Linked DNA regions of Homo sapiens: region 2 is linked to region 1. A link is a loop called in an ENCODE intact Hi-C map of the cell type or tissue named here. Cell type or tissue: Caco-2. All regions are shown on one strand. Each heading gives the region's core, and the rest is flanking DNA. Links, peaks and the distances in the headings are about the cores only. Region 1 overlaps ZFHX3 (zinc finger homeobox 3). Region 2 overlaps ZFHX3 (zinc finger homeobox 3).

The links. Hi-C counts contacts between places; a loop is a spot of excess contacts. Peaks named below come from ENCODE experiments on the same cell type or tissue, not always from the same donor. Only the 100,000 strongest peaks of a DNase experiment are listed, where the experiment ranks them.
Region 2: a loop joins it to region 1, with 5 times the contacts of the local background. A loop is called at or near these places in 2 of 110 quality-filtered maps.

The regions. Positions count from the first base shown.
Region 1 is chr16:73,033,002-73,041,952 of GRCh38, forward strand. The region is part of intron 1 of ZFHX3 (zinc finger homeobox 3); the gene reads right to left. Among named protein-coding and RNA genes, the nearest start is that of ZFHX3, 11 kb to the right of the region's middle. RefSeq lists enhancers at 1-108, 44-213, 2,450-3,304, 3,305-4,157, 7,211-7,723. In Caco-2, for the core only: CTCF peaks have their summits at 3,185 and 3,384; DNase peaks (open chromatin) are centred at 3,270, 3,690, 4,550, 5,070 and 1 weaker place; H3K4me3 peaks cover 911 bases.
Region 2 is chr16:72,873,758-72,882,708 of GRCh38, forward strand. All of the region lies in intron 4 of ZFHX3 (zinc finger homeobox 3), which reads right to left. It overlaps LOC124903715 (a long non-coding RNA gene), which reads left to right. Exons shown (of 2, transcript XR_007065111.1): 2 at 1,143-2,883. Among named protein-coding and RNA genes, the nearest start is that of ZFHX3, 170 kb to the right of the region's middle. RefSeq lists enhancers at 3,287-4,486, 4,501-5,002. In Caco-2, for the core only: no CTCF peak of the experiment used is centred there; DNase peaks (open chromatin) are centred at 2,104, 3,534, 3,984 and 4,924; H3K4me3 peaks cover 317 bases.

The sequences.
Region 1 (8,951 bases), core at 1,240-6,239:
GAAGAAGGTAGATGCATGGAAAACAGAAGCCAGGCTCTCATCCCAACCCACTCAAGTTTCTCCCCAAGCCTGGGCCCTCCTTGACCCCACGCGACAGGGGAGCAGCCCTTCCAGGCCTGAGCTCCACCACCCTCCATGGACAGGTGACCTCAGCTGCCAGACACCTCCTTACCCCCTACCCCCAGTACCCTGGAGCCCTGCCAGCACCCCCACATAACCCACCAATGACCTGGAGAGGAGGACAGAAGAGGAACGGCCTTGCAAAGCACCTGGAGAAAAAGGGGTTAAATGCCCAGTGTCTGACTGAGGGAGAAACTTCCCCTCCCTTCCAGGCGCCTCCGAGGGTTCGTCCTCAACTACTATTGTTATTCAAGAACTGCGTCTTAGCTGAGCAGCTCCCCCGCCGCCCCCCAGCACTGGGTCTTGACAGAAGTGAAGCGGGGCTGCCTGGTGTCCCAGCACAGGGCCTGATCATATCCTCTAAAACGTGAACAGTTTCAACTTGACTGGGGGGAAAGGGGGCAGGCGGGGGGTGGGGGGGGACTGGCACTCCTTTTAAATGCAGATTTGAACTTTTCACCCGGGGTCAGACAGCTGCGATGCTCTGTCCCCAGCAGAGGCCAGCGCCGGGGCCCCTTCCACCTCACACTTTCACAGTTTTTTTCCTGCCTGCCAGGAGGCCAGCCTGTTAAAGGAATTCGATACCTCCCTCCCTCCAAACCCAAATCCACACCCGCTTCTCAGCTTACCAGGGGCACAAATCCCACTGGCATCCTAGAGGAGAGCCTCAAATCGTAGGAGGCTGGCTGGGTGCTCTGGGAACAGCAATGGCAAAGGAAAATTGTTGTTGTCACATGTATTGACCAAGGAACGCTAAGGTCAACAGTGAGAAGACTCCAGGACTTCCCGGCCGCTCTGAAAGCATCTGAAAGCAGCATCTTCTCTAGGGTACATTTCACAGTGGCGCTTTCTGCTAGAAGCCAGCAGACAGTTCTCCTTGCTATTTCACTGAGAAGAGCTGTAATGGTACCAAGGCTGAAATCATTTAGTTTTGAAAAGAAGTCACTTCTGGGTGAACAAGAAAAACTGTAACGAACTTAAAAAAAAAAAAAAGTCTAGGATGGGACTGCTTGCCTCCATTACACCCCTGATTCTCATGGACAAGGTTGTTTCTGAGTTTTCCATGTCACCCTCTGTCCCTCCATTTCTCCTCCTCCAATGGGAGACGCCCACTGGTCCTCGACTAGGGAAGGTTTCCATTCCGCGGCATCAAGATAAGGCAAGAAAGCAGAAATCCAAATAAACACTAAGAGAAGAAGGCGAGGGGAAGTTTCTTGCTGGAATCGGTGACCCTCCCAACAGTGGCAGCTCCTACAACTCTCATCTTGGGGGGCACTAGAGCCTCTAAGAGAAAGTCCCCTCCAAGCAATGCACCACACAGTCCCTGGACTAGCCAAACCGGAAGCCTGTGTGTGTGGTGCTAGAAATGACTGTGAAGTCAGAAAAACCACACCAATTACCTACAGGTAGAAGGTTCTAGATTCATGCCTTCCTCCTGCCCCAAACTAGCAACCCACCACGGAGAGGGTGAAACGAGCATTTCTAGAGGCTCCCTGCAGCCCTGTCTGTGATTTCAGTAATATACATGAAGCAGTAAGTCTGTTGTAACAAACACACTAGCACTCACAGGAATGAATGAGAGTGGGGCTGTCCCCTGAGGAGGTGGCCCGTGCCTTGCTGCCACTGCTGGTCTTCTGCCTCTGGGAAGGTTTTCACAGTCAGGTGAGCACCCCCACCTGTACGCCAGGAAGCAGTTTACAGAACACTGGCACCCCAATGTCACAGTTCTATCTCCTAACAATCTCATGAGCATGTCGGGGGAGCCAGGCATTTCTGACCAAACCCGCTGTGTGCAGACTGAGCCTGCACCCATTCCCCAGTAAATGCAAGCAGCTGGTCACAGGGGTGATGGCTGACTTGGCTCCATCAACAGAATGTCTCAGAAGAGCACAGGGCAGCAATCTTTTATTCCAGAGCTGCACCATCCACTAGGTAGCCACCGACCCTTGTCACTACCGAGCCTGTGACATGTGGCTTGTCTCGATAGAGATGTGCTGAAGGTATAAAAATACAGGACTCCAAAGATTTGGTACAAAAAAAAGGGATGTAAAATATCTCATTAATAGTTTTATTAATATTGATTACCTGTGGAAATGATAACCTTTTGGATATACTGGGCTAAATGTATTATGAAAATTCATTCCACCTGTTTCTCATTGTTTAATGTGACTAATAGAAAATCTAAAATTACCTACGTGGCTTACACTGTATTTCTACTGGATGGTCCTGTTTCAGAACCTCTGCCTGTCTTTCAACTTCAGATTCAGGCGGGATTCTAAGTGTTCTCGGATATGACTGAGACAGACTTCTCTTGTCTGTCTTGAACATCTCCCTAAAGCTACAATGTACTGGCTCCCAAATGATACTTTTAAATGGGCTGAACAATCTTAGTATCCAACAACTCACTGCCAAACTCAAGTATAAACTAAGAAAAAATAAATCACTTCTGGGACCCACAGCGTGCTTTTAAAAAATAATAATAGGCCAGGCATTGTGGCTCACACCTGTAATCCTAGCACTTTGGGAGGCCGAGGCAGGTGGATCACTTGAGCTCAGGAGTTCGAGACTAGCCTGGCCAACATGGCAAAACCCCGTCTCTACTAAAAATACAAAACAAAACAAAAATTAGCCGGGCATGGTGGAAAACCAGCCCACGCTGGTAGTCCCAGCTACTCGGGAGGCTGAGGCAGGAGGACTACTTGAACCCAGGAGGAGGAAGGCACAGTGAGCTGAGATTGTGCCACTGGATTCCAGCCTGGGAGACAGAGTGAGACCCTGTCTCAAAAACAAAATAAAAATAAGTCATTTACTGTGGTTTAATACCAGGACTACCCACGAGGCTTGTCCAAAAGTAAGCCGTCTCCTACTCCAGCCTGATTTCTTACTATCAAGAGAAGACTTCTCCCTTTTAACTGCCCTTCTGTAAAATATGCCCAGCAGGGGCCTGGTGTCCACCTTCTCCCCCACCCCATACACACATACCACACAGCACACGCGTGCGCGCGCATAGACAGACTCTCTCTCTCTCTGTCTCTCTCTCTCTCTACAACTGGGGAGGGCTGCGGGAGGAAGGTGCAGGCAGCACAGATGTGGCCCCTTTCCTATTAGAAAGTCCCTATTCTGCCACTAGGGATCACAAGGCCAGTCTCATTTCTCTATGTAAATGAACTTTTTAGCCACCTCCTCAAAGAAGAAAAGCTGCACAGATGCGGAAGGCCGGTCCAGAGGCACACAATTACAGCCATTTGCATTCCTCCAGCAGCCGGATTAGCACAGGAATGCGCTCTGCCGCTTTGTGGGGGGAAAAGGAGTTTAGGAAGAAAGGGATGGGTGGGGGGATGTATTTCTCCCTGGTCTGTCCACCCAAAGCTCTATGATACGCTTCCACTTCTGTGAGAGTCAGAAAGTGGAAATAACTCCTGCTCAGCTTCTAAAGAGGGGGAGGTTGAAAAGGCGCAGGGAGGAGGAGGGAGGTGGAGGTAGAGGGTAGAGGAAGAGGAGGGGAGAGGGGCCGGCAGGAGAGAGGGAGGAGGGGGACTGGGTGTATCAGGGGAACTGCCCCTCCCGGCGCTTTGATCCCCTCGGTCGGTCGCTAGGAGAAACCAACTTTTCTCCTTGGGTTAATCAAAACCAAATTACTCAGGAATGTGGCAGGACAGGTCTGAACTTCCAGGTCCCTTTGTCTTTGAGGATTTAAAATGAAAAAAAATAAAATTGTTAAAGCAGATGGCCGTGGCCTACTCAAGAGGTGAAGCGAAGAGTCTGAGGGAAGTCAGACCACATCTCTCACCCTCCAAAAAAACACACCCGCAAACTTCCTATGCCAATTTATTGTGAGAGAAGTTATTTTTGTAGACAACATCCAAAAATCAGAAGAACTGCCCATTTCATCCTTACTGCTGCGCAAATAAAAGACCCTCACCCCACCCTCCCATCAACTATACCTTGTCAAAGTACAAATACAAGAGAACCCCAGATTTAAGATACACCCGTATATCACAACCCGACTATTAAAAGCGGAGTCCAAACTAGCTCAAGAACATACGTTTTCCAAACACAAAGTTTGGGAGTATTTTTCAGTGTAAAGTTCTTCCTTAGGAATACTGGGGTAAGGAGGTATTCAAATATCCGGTTGCTATTCAAATGCATCCATGAAATTTCATGGTTACTGTAAAATTCTGCATCTCTTTAAGTTCTAAGAAAAGCGGTTTTTAGGGAATGACTCAGAGGAGATATGAAATGTCCCACTGAGTGACATAAGATCCCACTGCTCATCTGTCGTCTAGAAAAAGCGAAGAACCTGCCACCCAGGGCTGTTCTGTTTACTAGGAAAGTCTGCTGGGTGTGCTGGCCAGCCCGGCGACAGTTTCAATAAGTCAAGAGGCAACAGGAAAAAGCTGACCTCAGAGATGAAAGAAACCTGGGGCTTGGAGCTATATTAAGGCCTCCACACCTCCTCCCCGGCTCACAGCTCTGGCAAGCTTGTGGCACTGTACAAGATGGGGGCCTGCACTTCAGGCTCCTGGAAACTCTAGAATGCAACACCCTGGCATGTGCTATCATTAGGGACAGTAAAAAGTGACACAGCCCAGGGCACCCAGGAGCAGAAATATGAACAGCCCTTCGTGTGTTATAAAATGCTGCTATGCTTCACTGTAAAACCTGGCTGACCCCCATGTCCCCCACCCACCCAAAAAAGATAAAATAAACAAACAGAGCACCACCGGTTAAGCTATAGAGCCAGGATTCAAAAGATAAAGTGAGACCAACACACAGCCATGACTACCAGCTTGCCATAAATCGTAACTGGCCCCAGGCATACGGTTATCTGGGAAGCTGCACACCAACTTTTAAAATACTCTTCACCTTATCTTTAAGCCCAGTCAAACACACACATACATCACCCTTCTTAGATCTCGGCCATTAGTATTCCATTTAGACTTTCCAAAACAAGGTCATCCCAGAGGGTCCTTCCCCTCTTTCCAGTCACAGCTGTGGACTTTCATCCCCTTGTCCAACAAAAGGGACCTTGTACACAAAATTAACCTGAAGCATTAGTCTGTGTGGTGCGAGAGTCCACGGGGCCCTCGGGATATTGACTCCCCCACCCCCCCAACTATCCAGGCTCAGCCCAAAATCCTGTCTAGAGGGCTTCCCCACTGTGGAGGCTGGGGGAGCTTCCCTAGAGATTAGAGACCCTGCCCCTTCAGAATCCGCTTCTCAGCTGCAGCTGTGCAGCCAAGGAAGGCCTTACCTTTCAGAGAATAAACAGAAGAAAAAAACTTCCTCCCTGACTCAGTAACAGTAGAAAACGACCTGACGTCATGGCTGCAAAGGCCCAGAATCATCTGAGAACTAAGCCATCCAATATGACGGCCACAACTGCACGCGGCTTCTGAGCACTGGACATGGGGCTGGTTCTGAGCGTTGAGACCAGAACATCATGGTGAAATCGTGGGTTGCTGAAAATATCTGTTTTAAAGTTAATTCCACCTGTTTCTTTTTACTTTTTATGAATGACTACTAGGAAATGTACAATTACATATAAGCTTGTACTCTCTCTCTCTCTCTCTCTATTGGACAGCACTAGAGAGGTGCAAATGTTACCACCTCAAGTGCTAGCACATTACCATGCTCTAAAAGGAAAGACTCTTCCTTTTTATTACTATTATTATTATTATTATTATTATTATTGAGTCGGGATGTCACTCTGTCACCCAGGCTGGAGTGCAGTGGCACAATCACGGCTCAATGCAGCCTCTACTTCCTGGGCTCAAGCAATCCACCCACCTCAGCCTCCCGAGTAGCTAGGAATACAGGCGTGCACCACCACGCCCGGCTAATTTTTGTATTTTTTTTGTAGAGACAAGGTCTTGCCATGTTGCTAAGGCTGGCCTCGAACCCCTGGGCTCAAACCTCTGGGCTCAAGAGATCCTCCTGCCTCAGCCTCTTGAGTGGCTGGGACTACAGGCACATGCCACCGAGCCTAGCTAATTAAAAAAAAAAAAAAAAAGTTTGTAGAGACAGGGTCTCCCTATGTTGCCCAGGCAGGTCTCAAGCCCCTGAGCTCAAGCAATCCGCCTGCCTCTGCCTCCCAAAGTGCTGAGATTACAGGCTTGAGCCACCACACCCAGCCCAGATTCTTCATTTTTAAATGCCAAAAAGACCAGTGTAAAATTGAGCAAACAGCATCATCTGGTATCAGGTGGAATCACATACGCAGAGGCTGCTCAACTCCCAGGCTGCAGTGAAGGTGTCTAAATGGGGGGAGTGGCCGGGAACCTGCCATTGTTTTAGACCAGGAGAAGCAAATGTAACCTCTATTTCAGGTGTTCTTAACTGGAGGCGATTTTGCCTCCCCAAGGGACAGTGGGCAATTCCTGCAGACATTTTTGATTGTCACATCAAGGGAAGAAGGTGCTACTGGCATCTAGTGGGGAGATGCCAGGGATACTAAATGTCCTACAATGCACAAGGTGGCCCACTCCCCCCAAAAACAATTATCCCCAAACATCAACAGTGCCAACACACAACCAGGAAGTGACCAGGCCTGAGATCCACCCAAGTATCTCTTTTTTTATTTTTTTATTTTTAGTAGAGATGGAGTTTCACCACGTTGCCCAAGCTGATCTCAAACTCCTGAGGTCAGGCAATCCTGCCTAGGCCTACCAAAGTGCTGGGATTACAGGCATGAGCCACCATGCACAACCCAAGCAAATTTTTAATACTCAGATATCCAGGAGCAGGAGGGGACATCCCTTTGCAAAATGGCTTCTCTCCAGAGCTCGGAACTGGTCATAAGTTTGAGCGGTATAAGCAATGTGAGGAAATGAAAATACTACTAATAATTTAAAAACTATAATCGCTTTGTCGCCAGACTGGGTTGAGTGTCAAGGGTTGATTATGTCTGGGCAGCTCTGTTTTTCAAGCTAGTAGGTAAACATGGGGCTTAAAACTCAAAGCAACATAAGGCAGGCTCCCCCACAAGCAAGAGTAGGCCTCTAACAGAGAGTCTGAACTGGGGGAGTCACTGGCATGCCCAGTTCACCATGCCTGACCACACAGGCTAGGCCTGGGTGCCTGTGACAGGCAACGGAGCAGCAAAGGAGCTGTGATGGGGCCTGCAGGTATAGGAAGGGGACAGGGCAAGGGACAGGCGAGGCCAAGACAGGAAGAGCGTGGTGCTGAATGAGAACAGCCCAGCCAGGCTGGGAGGCCGAGCAGGAGGGGGTAGAGGGGAGGCACATGATAATTAACTCTGCAAGTTGATAGTATTTGCATATAAATGCCTCCACAAATCACTACAAACAAGCCAGGACAAGTCAGGCCTATTAGCATACACAAGCCAGCCGGGGAAGGCCTCTCTAGGTGGGTCATTGAGTAGGCTGCTCACTTGGAGGGCCGCCTGCCAGCCTGGGGAGGGGGACAGAAGGGGAGGGCTGGGGTGGATGGGGGACACTGTAACTATTTCAGACTCTTTCACTTCTGAACACGGTTGCAAAGATGTCAAAAGGAGTTGGCTCTATTTCCACCCCATGGGGAAGAAGAGAATTGCTGGACCTTTTAGTTTATTTCTTCCAAGGTGGTAAGAAACGAAAGGTAGCAGAGGCCATCAGTAGCAAAGAAAGAAATGAAAAGGGCGTGGAGATGGCAGCCAATATCCGGAGAAGCTTTTCAGTATGTGAAGTGGTATGAAGCCCTGATTCCTATTTCATTTACTTCCCACTACAAATGTAAGGTATGCATTAGGCCCATTTTACAGACGAAAGAAGTGAGGCCCAAAGAGGTTAAATTACTGGTCCAAAGTCACACAGCTCAGGCCTCACCAGAGGGTGTAACACTGATGGCCTCAGCAGAGGGTGTAAGGCCCATAGCAGAGGAAAGAGCAGAGGCCACCTTTCCAAAGAGTGGGCTTTTTTGATTCACCTTTGCTTCTCCCATTCACTGTTGAGTCCCCATTTGAAGGGGATTCACAAGCAGTGCTCTGGTCCTCAGCCAGACCCTGCCCTGTTTTATTCTGTAATTATTTCCTACCTTCAAACAAACAATGAGGAAGACCACACCTCCCTCCAGTTACACATCTGGGAGTCCGCACCAGGATTTCCTCTGTCACCCAATTTTTCCACTGTCTGGACAATTTTTATAGTTTCACCAGCAAGGGCAAAATATATTGACAGTCCTTTCCCACAAGGTGTAAAAGTTCTCTGCTTTCCCCAAATATACCTCTGGATTTCCTATCTGTTGAAGGAAAAACCAGCTTCGACTGCCTCCGTTAAAAAAGGGTGTGCAGGGCTGAGGTGACCCTACTACCGTCATTTCTGCCATTCTTTACTTGAACAACATTTTTTAAGTGGGCAAAATACTATCTTATGAAAAACAAACCAACAGGGGCCCAGGTAACACACATTCATATAGTCAGTTACACAGACTGAAAGTCTTCATCAATGCCCATCTCAATTACGTTATCAAATAACATAAGGGGACACTATTCAAGATTCCATCAGAACAGAGATGGCATTTAAAAGCAGTCGCTTGAGTAGTGACACCAACCTCCTGCCGCACACACTGAAATCCATGAGCCTCTTCTAAAGTGTCCAAAAGTTGACCTGACACTTTAACGCTGATGCAGATACTCCACAAAAAAAAGCGGAGCTGTTAAAAGGGAAGCAGAAACCATTCCTCCAGTCAAGGCCAAATGTACATTAAGAACCAAGGCCTTGAGCCAAAGAGCATTTTAGGAAGCAGGGCCTTAAATGGTGGAAGAGGCTTGCATTGCTTCTTGAGTAGTTAAGAACAATTGTTTAAAAAAAGAAAAAAGAGAAGTTGGGAGA
Region 2 (8,951 bases), core at 1,960-6,959, 160 kb before region 1:
AACTGTGACAATTATATGTGTTTTTGGGTCTTGCTACCCACCCCTCAGTCTACGGAGCTTGCTTCCATATCCTTAAATATTAATCAAGAACATTATTCTTAATGGCTACACAGATTTCCACCACATAATCGTAACACAGTTTACTTAATCTTCTTATATTTTAAAAGGCGTATGGCTGATGTTTCTAATTGCCTTCGTAATAAGCATACTTCCTTGCTAACAGAACACTCACTTTATTCAAAGCACAATACCCTCAGCCAAAACCTGTTGTCTGTTGTGCCCGAGGACAGTCATATGATGCAGTCCCAGCCAATGAGATGTAAGATAAAGCAAGTGGGCGGGGCTTTGGAGGAAACTTTTAAACAGGTGGTCTTTCGTGACGCATGCACTCTCACCAGCCTCACTTTCTTGTGCCTGGAGCTCAGATGGAGGATTTTTTGATTTTTTTTTTTTTTTTTTTTTTTTTTTTGAGACAGTCTCACTCTGTCGCTCAGCCTGGAGTGCAGTGGCACAATCTCGGCTCGCTGCAAACTCCGCCTCCCGGGTTCACGCCATTCTCCTGCCTCAGCCTCCCGAGTGGCTGGGACTACAGGCACCCGCCACCACACCAGGCTAATTTTTTGTATTTTTAGTGGAGACGGGGTTTCACGGTGTTAGTCAGGATGCGATCTCCTGACCTCGTGATCTGCCCGCCTCGGCCTCCCAAAGTGCTGAGATTGTAGGCGTGAGCCACCGCGCCTGGCCTGGAGGAGCCATCTTTAGACCATGAGGAGGCAACAAGCGCTTGGTGAGAATGGCTACATGGAAACATAGAAGGAAAGTGGATGTCTGCTGACTCAGTGGAACCTTCACTTCTGCACCTGACTGCCCTCCTCCCAAGGCTGCTTATATAAGGAAAAATGAAACCTCTTTTTTTTTTTGAGACAGGGTCTCGCTGTGTTGCCCAGGGTAGACTCAAACTTCTGGGCTCCCAGTATCCTCCTGCCACGGCCTCCCAAAGTGCTGGCATTGCCGGCGTAAGCCACCACACCATGCCCTCCTAACTCATTAAAGCCACTTTGGAGTGTTTCTGTGATCTATAGCTGAGTGGTGTGAAACAAAAGAATAACCTTTTTTTCCCCCACCTTCTGCTGTCTTCATAGCCTGTGATACAGCTTCAAAAACAAGGACCAAGACCTACACACCACAACTGCTGGGGTCATCCAGTCCAACCTGGGACAGAAGTCCTGGACAGGAGAGGTGTCAGGTCTCTCTTCCTCTGAAAGGGGGCTGCCTAACCTGTTGATGCTGTGCTCCCATCAAGAAGCTCACAGAGAATGATATGGGCCAGTGTTTGTTCCGTTTTAGTGCTCATACAACTCTAGCTGAGATTAACCAAGAAAACTGCCCCTTACTGGCTCAGGGAACTCCCATAGAGAATTCCCATAGGGAACTCCCATAGGGAATTCCAAACTTACAGGCCAGTAAGGTGGCCTGGCCGCTCTTCCACCTGGAACACAGCTCACTGAATACGGCAGATACCTGCAGACTGGGGGCAGAAACTGGGCTCTGGATCCCTTTCCCAGCGGGGAGACCTGGCTTGGTTGTGAGCCCAGCCCTGCAGGGAGGCTGCAGATCCAACACAGCTCCTCTTGGAAGCCCTCTGTGCCAGGAGGCACAGCCCAGATGCCCCGGGAATCCCTGAGGGAAATTTCATAAAACATGTGACTATCTACACAGCCTGCTAGAGGCCAGATCATTGCTCACACGGCTAAGTTGAAGCCTCAGTGCAGTTTCTACTTCATTCAGGGAACTGGAGTTGCAGCTTTCACTAGAAGAGCTGCTTCTCCTTGATGAACAAACCATTCCGCCCATAAAAATGCTGTGGAAAGTACTGTAAACGCTAATGCAGCCAAAAACTTAAAGACTGGTATAGGGTTAACTGAACTGCCACGTTAAGTCAGGTGTAACGAGATGACAATGCTTTAATCCTGCTGCTTAAAGCGATGTCTAAAATGTGCAAGTCAAATTTCAAGCCTTTGTAAGAACATAATGGTAAAGATAATTTCATCATTATCAGGTGATGCAACAACCTGCCCGGTCCCAGGGCTGGAATTCCAAACAGTCACGCCTTTGCAGAGTTTTACAGCCCTGGAAGAGAGGGGAGGCCACAGTGAACACCTGTGATGATAACTCCAGCCCATGCCCCGGTGATTTTTGACAATTGAATTAATGTTGAAATGAGCTTATTTTTCTGTCCTAAAGGGAAAACGAGCCTAAAATCCTGTTAATCTAGCATCCTGGTTACTCAGTTTCACCATAATTTATAGGATAGTTTTTCTATCCAAAAACTAAGGCTATTTTTATCCCAACTTCGCCGCTTCATAAAACACACGTGCATGCATGCAACTTCAGAGGTTTTGGCCTAAAGCAAGTTTTCAAAATAACCGGGTTCAAATATTTCATTGAGATGGTAGGGGTGGAAGAATCTTATAGAAGCAAATTTTACTGTTCTCTGTAAATTCAGACTTCTTCAGCCACAGATGGCTCAGGGATCCAGTCTCGCTTGAGAAACATGATGGAATAAGCCCACAGTCAGAGCTTCTTCTCATTCAGTTTCATGAAAGCTCTGAGCTCCCACAAGTGTCTGCTGGAACTGGACAGGAAGCTTGCAAGATGCTGGCTACGATTCAGCGCAGTCACCGCCTTCCCCAGTCGGCCCACCATCCCCAGCCATCCAACCACTTCCTCCCCACGAGGCATCGCCCGTTGGAAAGTTTTATTAACCAAATGCTTGAGGGTTTCTGTATATTTATATTACCTCCTCTTCTCTCCTGTTCTACCCAGGCATGTTGAAAAAAAAAAAAGTTATGATATACTTTAATAAAAACAAAATTAAAATGATTAAACCTTTCATATCCTTTAGAGATAATCTCTCTTCTCCTGGCTGGTCCAATCTGGAAGAAAACAAATGTGAACCATAGCTTGCTGCTGCTTTTCAATTTTTTTCCCCCCTAAAGAAACAAACAGAAAAAGCCGCCTGTGGCCAGATTTTTAAAATAAATTAAATTTGTCCTCACACACGGCAGCCAGGTGTGGTTGAAACATTCTTTCCAGATATCTATGATATATGCCAACATCCTTCCCTCTGGGGGTCTTTCAACGTGAGCCTGACAATCCCAAGGGGAACAGAGACTTGGCGGGGGAGAAAGGGGGGTGATTCCAAAATAGTTATTGAAAAAGAATCACTATTTCCCAATTAGCCCTGTAATAATGCCTTACAGGAATGACTGGATGCCCTGCCCCTGCACGCCATCTACCAAAACCAAAAAATAGTCTACATTCCTGATTAAAGCAAAGCTCAGAGAAAACAGCCCGGTATGGCACAAATCTCCCCGGTCTTATGTGTTCTGAGGAAGTCTTCAGATCCGCCCAGGGTCTGGGCACAGGTCCGCAGGGAATCAAATGGCTGCAGAATTCGATCAGGCCTGTCTGTCCAAGGCCAGCTAGATATGGAAATCAGAAGTAGGTCATCAGCCCTCAAGAATCGGATAATGACCTCTGGACTCGCAGCGCTGGGGCCACCAAGAGAACAAAGGTGTTAAGGCACTGTGTAGGTTTTTCTGTTGTTGTTGTTGGTGTTGTTGTTACAATATCTAATAGTGAGATCAAATTCTTATTGTGGAAATAAACATCACGGTCTTCTGTATGAAGATGGTCTGCGGAAAGTGACCACGCATCAGAGTGTCCAGCGTAGGAGGAGAATCTCAGTTTGCCTTAGTCATCATAGCACACACCCTGAGCACAGTAAGTTTCTCATTCTTCGTGTCTGGTGTTTATGTTGTAGTAGAGACGACTCGTCCTCAAGTTAAAAGGACAAAAGTCTTTCCTGTGTTTCATACTTGGGCGGTGAGTCACTAGGAAAGGATTTGGTTTTTAGAAAAAAAACTTCTGATCCCTGGGCTAAAACAGAGAGCCCCAAAGAGCTATGTTGATCCCAGACAAGCACGTGCGTGGATTCTTCAAAGTTCAGGTCAACTCAGGCCCCTCCTCCTTGCAGTCAGCCCTGTACTCAAGGTTGCTGGAGACATGGCGCCTCTATTTCCTGCCCAAAGAAGCCCCCTTAACTGGGGGCCACGGGTTGAGTGGTGAAGGAGGCAACTCACACCTGAATTATAGTGGGCTTGTAAACCTGAACAGGGCAAGTCACAACTTTGGGAGGCTGAGGCAGGAGGATCACTTGAGGCCAGGAGTTCAAGAACAGCCCTGACAACATAGTGAGACCCTGTCTACAAATGAAAAAACTAGCCAGGTGTGGTGGTGCATGCCTGTGCTACTTGGAAGACTGAGGCAGGAGGATCACTTGAGCCCAGGAGATGGAGGCTACAGTGAGCCATGATTGTGCCACTGCACTCCAGCCTGTGTAAAGACCCTGTCTCTACAAAAAAAGAAAACAAAAACAAAAACAAAAAAACAAAAAAAACTCACCTACCAAAAGTCCAGCTGACATCTACTACAAAATTCCCATTATTGCCATAAAAACATGTGGGCTGGGTTCAAGGCTGCATAGCAGATGGCCAGGCTACATCCTCATCACACACGCACTTCACTGGTGCCAGTGCCGGTGACAGGCTAGAAGCCACTCCAGTGAGGACCCCTGCCAGGGCCAATCAGATCAGGGCTGCCCTCCCCATGCTGTGGGGCTTCTCAATGCTTCTGAAATGGACTCACACAAGGAAGTCACAAAGGGCTTTGGACATTAGGAAAACCATGCAAACTGTTTCCACTTCTCAGAGCAACCCGAGGCACGCGCTCTGGAGTGTGCAGAGTCACAGATAACTGCTGCTGCTTTGCTCACCGCAGTCTTAGGATTTCTTCATTTCTATCCTGGAGAGAATCCAGCAATGGATCACACTGTTATCTAGACACAAAGAATCCCACCCCTGGGGCAAAGTGCTACTTGTCCCGTGGATGAGTTTGTCAGCCTGCAGCAAGGAGGCCAGACGCAGTGGGAAGAGCACAGCCCTGGGCCCTGGGCCTCTGTACCAAGTCCCTACTCTGCTGCTGTCTACAGCAGCCCTGTCCTCAGGAACCTTCTCCAGGGAAGGAAATGGCTTCTGTCTGCACATCCAATACAGCAGCCACTAGCCACATGGCACTGAGACAGATGGGCCGCTGCAATGGGAACCTAGCGACATGAGACATCCAAGATTGCCAGGAAGGGTCCGAGTTCGCCTCTGCTTTATGCTCGTGCAGGACAGGAACGGCCCTGTGGAGGCTGCCCTCGAGGCTCACATCACAGGCTCAATCTGGGAAAGACCAGCCATGGGAAGCAGGATGTGACTTGCCCTGGAAGCGCAAGTGAAGGACGGGCTCCGAATGAAAGCTACACAAGGTAACAATATACACACTGGGATCTTTATATTATGTCCAGCCTGGAGTATATAACACAGGGTAAGGAAAAACCAAGGAATTAAAAGTCCTTCAGGTACTTCGAGCAACTGAAATCCTTTGGATGGAAGTCCAGTCAATCAGCTGGCCCCCTATTGAATTCTATACCCTAATGGGTCATAGAAAATTGTAAGGCTCTAGGTAGCATCTACCCCAACCAGAGCACAAACACCACACACAAGCCCAGGGAGATCTGCTTAGTCCCTAAAAGCACAGTGGGCAGCAAGGAGGGGTTTCTATTTCTTTTTTTTCTTTTGAGACGGAGTCTCGCTCTGTCGCCCAGGTTGAAGTGCAATGGCGCGGCCTCTGCTCATTGCAACCTCTGCCTCCCAGGTGCAAGTGATTCTCCTGCCTCAGCCTCCCGAGAAGCTGGGATCACAGGCACCCGCCACCATACCTGCCTAATTTTTATATTTTTAGTAGAGGTGGGGTTTCATCATGTTGGCCAGGCTGGTCTCCAATACCTGAGCTCTAGTGATCCGCCCGCCTCGGCCTCCCAAAGTGCTGGATTACAGGTGTGAGCCACCATGCCCAGCTAAGGAGTTTTTATTTCTATAAATCCCTCCAACAGGAGCCTAACACAGGCCAGCCTGCTGGAGCACCTTCAGCAAAGGCAGCTTTTCTCGATGCTAAGACCATCAAATTTCACAGGCACAAGAACCTTCCTCCACGTGGCCGGCTGTCAGTCCTCTTGGTGTTTGCCAGCAAGAAGGTTTCGGTGAGGGCTGTGTGAGAACAGGCAAGGAAAGAGTCATGGTAAAATGGGCTCAGAGGACACAGGGCTCTGACCCCTTTTCCTGTCCTAACAAGTGTCTTTGAGCACTTCCGGCTTCATTTGGAGTCCCCTTCCAGCGAGGTCGCAGTAGTTAATCCCATGCCAAGGCCAGCACTGAGAACCGTGTGCTGCGAGCAGGAAACCAGAGAAGGCCTGGTGGGCGCTGACAGTTCTGTCCGAGGCGACTTCCAGGATCTCCATGACCTCCCTTCATCTCTCCCACCACCTTCTGTCCTACCCTCCTGCCCCACCCAAAGTGACCACAGAAAAGGAAACAAGAAACTGGCTTCAGATATCAGAAAGTCTGGGTAATAGACTGAACTGTGGTCCTCCCAGTGTCCTAGGTTGAAGTCCCAACCTCCAGTACCTGAGGATGTAGCTATGACTGGAGACAGGACTTTTAAGGAGGTGATTAGGTTAACGTGAGGCCTTTAGGGTAGACCCTAATCCAATCTATCTGGTATGTCCTAATCATACAGAGACACACCAGGGGGACTCACAGAGACCAGGCTATATGAGACCAAGGCCTCGGGAGAAGCCAAAACTGCCGGCACCTGGATCTTGAACCTTTAGCGTCCAGAACTGTGAGAAAATACACTTCTTTTGTTTCAGCCAACCAATGGAAACGGGGGGTGAAAAATACACACATTCTTTTTTGACTTTATAATATGACAATTTTTGATAAAATTTTGGGTTGAAACAACAGATGGCCCTGTACCAGGAAAATCACACATTGTCTGATTTTTGATATTCTAATTAGAGCAGAGGTCAAAGATCTTTTAAAAGCAATAAATGGCTCCTTTTATTAACATATACACAAAAGGTCTCAAGATAGTCTTGAGGCATAAAACTATAAAAACCCATTTAACATCCACTCTGAAAAACACATCTTTACAAAGTCCTTTCAAAGTCCCTCAAAACTGCTAATGGAATAAGACATAAGTAGCAAAAAGCAAAATTAAATGCTTATTTGAAGACTGTTCTCCCAAACTGAGAAAAACTGTGAAACAGAGAGAAAGATCAGCAAGAAAAGATGTACCCTATCCAGGCTGGCGGGAACCACACTTCTCTAAAATGCAAGCCAAAAAATATTAAGGAAAATGTAGCCCCAAACCTAGCCTGGGTCTACCAGAAGTCTGAGGAAACCCAGTGAGGAGGAGCTGAGCATGGTCCAACAGAACCTTCTGAACTGCTCTAGAAATCTGTATTGTCTAAGTTAACCATGAGCCCCATGGCACTATTAAGCACTTGAAATCTGGTTAATATGATGCAGAAACTGGATTTAAAATTTTATTTAGCATTAACAGAGAATTTTGAGAAGCTTCCTTGTGGCTCTCAGGAGACCAGAAAGCCCAGGAACCAGGGAGGTATGGGCAGCACTTAGACTGAGGCCACAAAACTTTCCACTGCTCGTCAATGTTTGAAAAAAATAATTTGGAACCATAATTCTTATAATTGGGTCACAGTTTGAAGGGGGTTCCTTAACATCTGTGACTCTGAGAAAAAGCCTTTGAGCTATTTCTGTACGCAGAGAGATAGATGCATGTTCTATTTCCTCCCTGGCCCCTACCAAGGTCGGGAACAAGTTTCATATAGGATGTAAGTAGCCCTAGAAATGGATTCTTTGGACATTCCTAAAGACGGTACAGGTACAAATCATTATTTCTCGAGAAACATCCATTCAGGCAGTGGAGAAAGTGTGAACTCCAGAGGCTAGGATAGGGGATCCATATGGGAGGGGTCTGCACACATGGCAGGAGACAGCAGAGGACGGCTGCCACTTCCTGCTACACTGTCGGCTTTAGGAGGTCTCTCCCCTCCAGTGAAATCCAGGGACAGCACCCCCAAATCCAGGGACAGCACCCCCAACTCCCAGCCCAGCACAAACACCCACTGACTGGCTAGCTATCCATATTCACTTTAGGGTGGAGTTTCAGATTTTCAAGTTTCTTGGATACACCTTTCGAAGGTGACTTGGGATGTTTCGAAATAAAGGTTTCACAGAAAGAACACTTGGTATGACATGATGTCCTGTGGCTCCCTTGGGGGTCCCCATGTCACTGGGCTCTGATGAGCCAACGGGGGTCTCTGGCATACTCACACCCCTAAAAAGAGGACCCCCGCCCAATGCTCACCCCTCAACAAATGCAAACACACCCATATACTGTCTCTCCTAATTCCAGGAACCATCAGCAGGTACCCCTTTTTCCTTTTTTTTTTTTTTTTTTTGCTGTGCCAAAAAAAACCCTCTCTGCAGTGAGTGGCCACAGTATCAATGCTTCTCCCAGTGGGCAGCGTTGGGCACGTGCTGCCACCCACTCATGAAGATAGCATGGAAGACAGCCTGGAGCCCTTGACCAAGAACAACACTAACCAGAAGGGCAGTGTACAGCTGGTGCCACGTGTCATATGCTGAAACAACACGCACAAAACCCTGGTAGCTTCATCATCCCAGAAAAATAACGCAACGAATGAATGGTGGATCTAGAACATCAAAGAATGAGTGAATACGAATCACTGCAACTCAGGCCACTGCGGCCAGGTCTAGATAACTGCTGAAAAGGTGCAAGTCCTGGAACAGCCAGCCAGGACACAGGAGGCTGGGTACGAGGCTGCACGCTCAACCCACTGCCCACCTGACCATCCTGGTGATGCCACACCTTCTCCAGGGGGACCTTCCAGGGCAGCAGCGTCTGACAGCAGTGAAACAGCACTGCATATGTCCACCTTCCAGCAGACCAGATCA